Linked DNA regions of Mus musculus: region 2 is linked to region 1. A link is a loop called in an ENCODE intact Hi-C map of the cell type or tissue named here. Cell type or tissue: left cerebral cortex. All regions are shown on one strand.

The links. A loop is a pair of places that touch in the nucleus more often than their neighbours do. Peaks named below come from ENCODE experiments on the same cell type or tissue, not always from the same donor. Only the 100,000 strongest peaks of a DNase experiment are listed, where the experiment ranks them.
Region 2: a loop joins it to region 1, with 2.0 times the contacts of the local background. A loop is called at or near these places in 2 of 42 quality-filtered maps.

Annotation. Positions count from the first base shown.
Region 1 is chrX:163,956,779-163,959,278 of GRCm38, forward strand. Zrsr2 (zinc finger (CCCH type), RNA binding motif and serine/arginine rich 2) reads right to left here and starts at 1,888. Exons shown (of 11, transcript NM_009453.3): 1 at 1,496-1,888; 2 at 1,138-1,217. The coding sequence starts at 1,548. Gm38561 (a long non-coding RNA gene) reads left to right here and starts at 1,963. Exons shown (of 4, transcript XR_878297.3): 1 at 1,963-2,067. In left cerebral cortex, no CTCF peak of the experiment used is centred here; DNase peaks (open chromatin) are centred at 1,274, 1,476 and 1,923; H3K4me3 peaks cover 1,884 bases; H3K27ac peaks cover 904 bases.
Region 2 is chrX:162,948,602-162,951,101 of GRCm38, forward strand. The region is part of intron 13 of Ctps2 (cytidine 5'-triphosphate synthase 2); the gene reads left to right. Among named protein-coding and RNA genes, the nearest start is that of S100g, 15 kb to the right of the region's middle. In left cerebral cortex, a CTCF peak has its summit at 1,386 (motif pointing right); a DNase peak (open chromatin) is centred at 1,392.

The DNA of each region.
Region 1 (2,500 bases):
TACCTCAAAAAAAAAATCTTAAAAAGAATAGTAGTTATAAGCTTCCACATGTGTGCTGGGCCTTGAACTCTGACTCTGGTCCCCCTGCCCCTCTCTCCTGAGTGCTGGGGTAAAGGCGTATAGCACCAGAGTGCTGGCTAAGCGGGCGTTCTTAAGCATTCCTCTAACCGCACTTCTTTTTAATCAATGCTTCCATCATGATACTCATGGCATGGCTGTACAACGAGTTCAGAATCAAACAAGAAAAGGAGAGGGGGAAGAGAGGGAAAGAGAGCCTGCAAATATTTAATGATTTTACAAAGTTATAGAAGTACTCATGAATATTTAAGTGTTCTATTTTTTTTCAACTCTGTGTACACTGGAAGACTTTTCAAAAATAAATAAATAAAAATCTGGCAAAATAGTTTTAATGGAAGAAAAGTTTATACCTTCTATTCAAAGTTTAAATTTGAAGGGGGAAAAAAAGAATGCCAGTTGAGACAAGTGGGAGGGGATAACTGACATGAGCTTAGGAAATTGTAGCAGATTAGCTTCAGACTTAAAGCAGGAGGGTTTTGTCATCAGTAACACAACAGCTTACTGTTCCTTTTTGTTTTCATCCTTGATGTTGGAGCCTGCCTCTCCTGAACTAGTTCTCAAGTACTGTTCCACAGTCTCCGGTGGTAAGGCTGGCCATCACCTTAACCTAGCACTGCTGTGGGAGCTCAACCCTCTTGCCTGCATTTGTAAGTGCTTGGTCATCTTATAAACATCTAATTTTATGAATCTACTAAATGTATAGCTCTACCACTTAGAATATCGGGTTCTGTCACGTGCGGGCCATTTTTAAGTGGTGTGGTGGCTAGCTGCAGAGATGAGCTGGGCAGGAAATCGAGGGAAGCAGCTGCATGGGCTGGGGGTGTAGCTCACTTGGCAGAGTGGTTTGCCTAGCACGCACGAACCGATCAACTTGCAAAGTGCCATGGTCGCCGAAACTCTGTCACCCCGACACTTCGAAGGCAGAGGCAGGAGGATCAGAAGTTTAAGAGTCGTCCTCATTTACGTGGCGGATGTAAGGGCAGCCTAGCCTGTCTGAGGCCGCGTGGGAGGGCGGAGCAGGAAGAGAGGGAGCAATTCCACATCCAGAGCAACAACTACCTGCCTCTCTGAGCCGAGCGAGCGCCTGCCGTCGCCTCTTACGTCTCTCCTTCTTCCGGAGGGCCAAGTACTTCTTACGGCTGGAAGATTGAAAAAACGCGCGCGCGCGCGCGCACGCGCACACACAGAGTGAGCATCCGCACACCCGGCTCTGCACCCTCAGGCCAGGGGCCAGCCTAGGACAGCGCTCGGAGGCAAAGGAAGAAGGCAGGCTAGCCCGCGCCGGTCGCCCCGTCCGTCCCCCGCCCCTCCTTCCGCTCCCCCCCTGCGCCCCGCCCCCCATCTCCTCGGGCGGCCCGGGACAGCCCCGGAGATAGTCGTCCCCGCCCCAGTCGCCTCGCCTCGTCATTTCCTATACCTCAGTTTCTGCGGCCCCGCCGTAGCGTCCGCCGTAGCCCCCGCCGTTTCCATACTGCTGTCGCTGTGTTCTCCCACGGCAAGGTCTCAGCGGAAGCAGCCACCCAGGTCCTCGGTCGCCCACTCCGCGCGGCCACCAACCGGTACCTGCCCAAGACGGAAGGAGACGGCTTTCTTCCCGCAGCTGGTCAGCCAGGCGCCGCGGCCTGAGAAAACAGACCCTCAAAGAGGCCGCCGCAGCCACCGCGGCAGACCTGAGTTTTCCTCCCTCGGCCAGTCAGCCAGGCATCGCGGGCTGAGAAAATGTCTCCTCACCGAAGCCGCCCCCCGGAGATCTTCCACCCCCGGAAACTCGTGCCCCAGCTCCTCGGGGCCTCGCGGGGGCCTTAGCACCGCCCCTTGCCCAGAATTCAAGGCGTTAAGGCCTAGCTCCGCCCCCTCCCATCTAAATTCCAAGGCGACGCCTCTAGGTCCCGCCTCTCTCCGCGGCTCCACCCATGAGCGCCCCAGACGAAGTTTAAGAATCCGCTTCCTCTTTGCAAAACCTGCTGGCTCTGGTTCCAAAGGAATCAGGTTTGTGACCCTTGTTCTTAATCCTGAGAAGCAGAGAGGGACCGGAGTTAAGTGCAGGGGAACGGGATCTGTTCGGCTGGCTCTGGAGTTGTGCTTGGAGAAAGAGGAAAAAAAAAACAAGCCGAAAGCGTCTGGAGGTGAAACTGACTGGAATGTGCTGGGAAGCAGGGAATTTTGTTACTGGAACAAAAGTGCAAGGCAAGGGTATCTAGAGATTGGCTGCTGCTACCCCATGCCTTTGTGCAAAGGGGAGGAGGGCTGGAGAAGAGAGCTCAGCTGTAACTGTAATGAGAGCTTTACTACTATTTCATAAGATACAAGTTTGGTTCCCAGCACCCACCAGACAGTTCACAACCATCTGTAACTCCAGTTTCAGGGGATCCTGTGCTGCAAACACGCAATGGACATACATAAAATAAATCTTTAAAAACAT
Region 2 (2,500 bases), 1.0 Mb before region 1:
TGTGTACCATTCTTATTCCTTTATACGCCTTACTTTTTCTTATCTCTCTGATGTGAGCAATCCCCACTGTAGTAGCTTAAGGGAGGAGTGTTGGTTTGTTTGTTTTTAAAATTAAGACAGTGTCTCATATAACCAAGGATTCTGATTCTTTTGCTGTTACCTCCCAAGTACTGGGACTCCAGGTATGTACCCTTATTTCTCCTTTATGTAGTGTTGGGGATGGAACCCCAGGGCTTTGTGAATGCTAGGGAACACTCAACCGAGTTAACTACTTCTGAGCCTTGAATGGTTTAATTTGAATTACACACACACACACACACACACACACACACACACACACACACACACCATCATGATAGATGTGGTGGGTGGGACTAGTTCTTTTTCATGTTGGTGGGAGCATGATGTTGTCTTACACTGTAGGCAGACAATAACAAGTGCCAAGCAGAGCTGGCCTATTAACCCGCATTCCATCTTAAACAGTCCAACATCCATCTGCCAACTAAACCTCTTGTCCTCTGCTTTCCTAAACAGCACCATAGCTGGGGAACAAGTGTTCAAACACACAGACATCAGGAATCTGTGGTGTAAACATTTTATGTGGGTGTGTATGTGTCCCAGTTCATGTGCGTGCTGTAGTAGAGACAACTTTCATGGGATTTGGTTCTCTCCTTTCACCATATAAGTCTTGGGGGTAGAATTCTGATTATTAGCTTGGTGCCAAGCATCCTTATTCACTAGGCCATCTTGTTAGCCCGATCTTTCCATTTTAAATAATGTAAATAGGGTCTGTAGAGATGATTCAGCAGTTAAGAGCACCTGTTCTTGCAGAGGACCTGGGTTCAGTTCCCAGCATTTACAAAGCAGCTCACAACCACCTATAACTCCAGTTCCAGGGGGATCTGACCTCTCCTTTGGCCTTTGTGGGCACTGCATAGACATGGTACACTTATATACATGCAGGCAAAAGATTCATATACATAGATAAAAATAAATCTTAAAATTAATTAAAAATATAAACAAATGTGTTTGTTCATCTGTAACTCCTACCCTTTTAATATGCACCATAGTACATTTTTCTCATGTTTTCCTGATTTGTTTTTTTTTTTTCTTAACTTGGTACTATGTGCTGGAGATTACCTCATGGAAGGATATAGAAATATTCATGCCGTTTTATAGCTTTCAATTCAAACCATAATGAACCGTCACTTCCCAGCCAGATGGTACTTTTAAGCCTCATGCTCAGAAGGTCTCATAGCAGCAAAAAAAAAAAAATCCTTAGGAGGCTTTAATAGAAATGTATTTCCTGAGTAATAGCTGTAGTGGTGCTGCCAGGAAAATGATGGCTTTTCTTTTTGAGGTGCTACTTTGAGCTAAGAAGGGATTTTGCCAGTAGGTGCCGCTATTAGACAGCTTTGTCGAGGTTAAGTCTTGGATGACAGCTTTTAACACTGTATGTGTGTGTACATGAAAGAATAATTGACACACAGGGTAAAAAAGTTAAGTCTACAGAAAAACGCATCAAAGGATTTCATTTGTCTCAGTTTGCTTTACTTCTCTTCCACAGAGGCAACTACCTTTATTTTGTGCTGTTATTAGTTCAGGAATGCATGCATGCTGTGTGTGCCTGTATGTGCATGTGTGTGTGTGTGTGTGTGTGTGTGTGTGTATACCTATCCATATATGTGGATGGACATATACTCTTTTGTGGGAGGGGCAAGCAATGCAATGAATGGTAACTCAAGACACCATGTGCACTAACCACTGGGCAACACCCACAGCCACTTTAGCTAGCATCTTTGAGACACTGTTCCTACTTTGTATTGATCACCTATTATTACCTTTGATGGCTTGTCTCGCTGTGTGTACCATGGACATGAGAGGATTTACTGCACTTATTGAATTGTTTATAGTCTTGTATTTAGGCTGTATGCTTTCTTTTTGTAGCCTGAAATCACTTTACATTTTGACCTCTGTGTACAAATATGTTCTGTATCCACACATAAGCACATCTGTGGGATGAATCCATAGAAGGGAAATTGCCAAGTCAGAGGATGTGTGCATTTTACATTTCAATGGCTCCTATACACATAAGTGAGATGAGAACAATAAAACCTAATTGCTATTGAATGTCTTTATGTGCTGAGATCACTTTGCCGGAGAAAAATAGCCTTAAGAACCAGCAGTTGTGCTGATGGCTGAAAGTCTTATTAAAGGGGGGGATGGAATCATAATGCAGCCAAGAGCACAATGCCTGAGGAGTGACTTTACTTGGGTGGGTAGCAAATACTTAGTGGGCATGGCCATTCTTGCTCTTCCAGCTAAAGAAAGTAAACATGTTGGAAATCAGGAGCCTCTCTTACGATATGTCCGCTGCTACAGTCTGTTTCATTTCATTGGTTGTCATGACCTCCCTACCTTGTTGGAATGCATGAGAAGTGTTATGGTTGCTTCCAAAATTGTCAGAGAGATGATTATTCGGAATAGATTCGTTAACAGG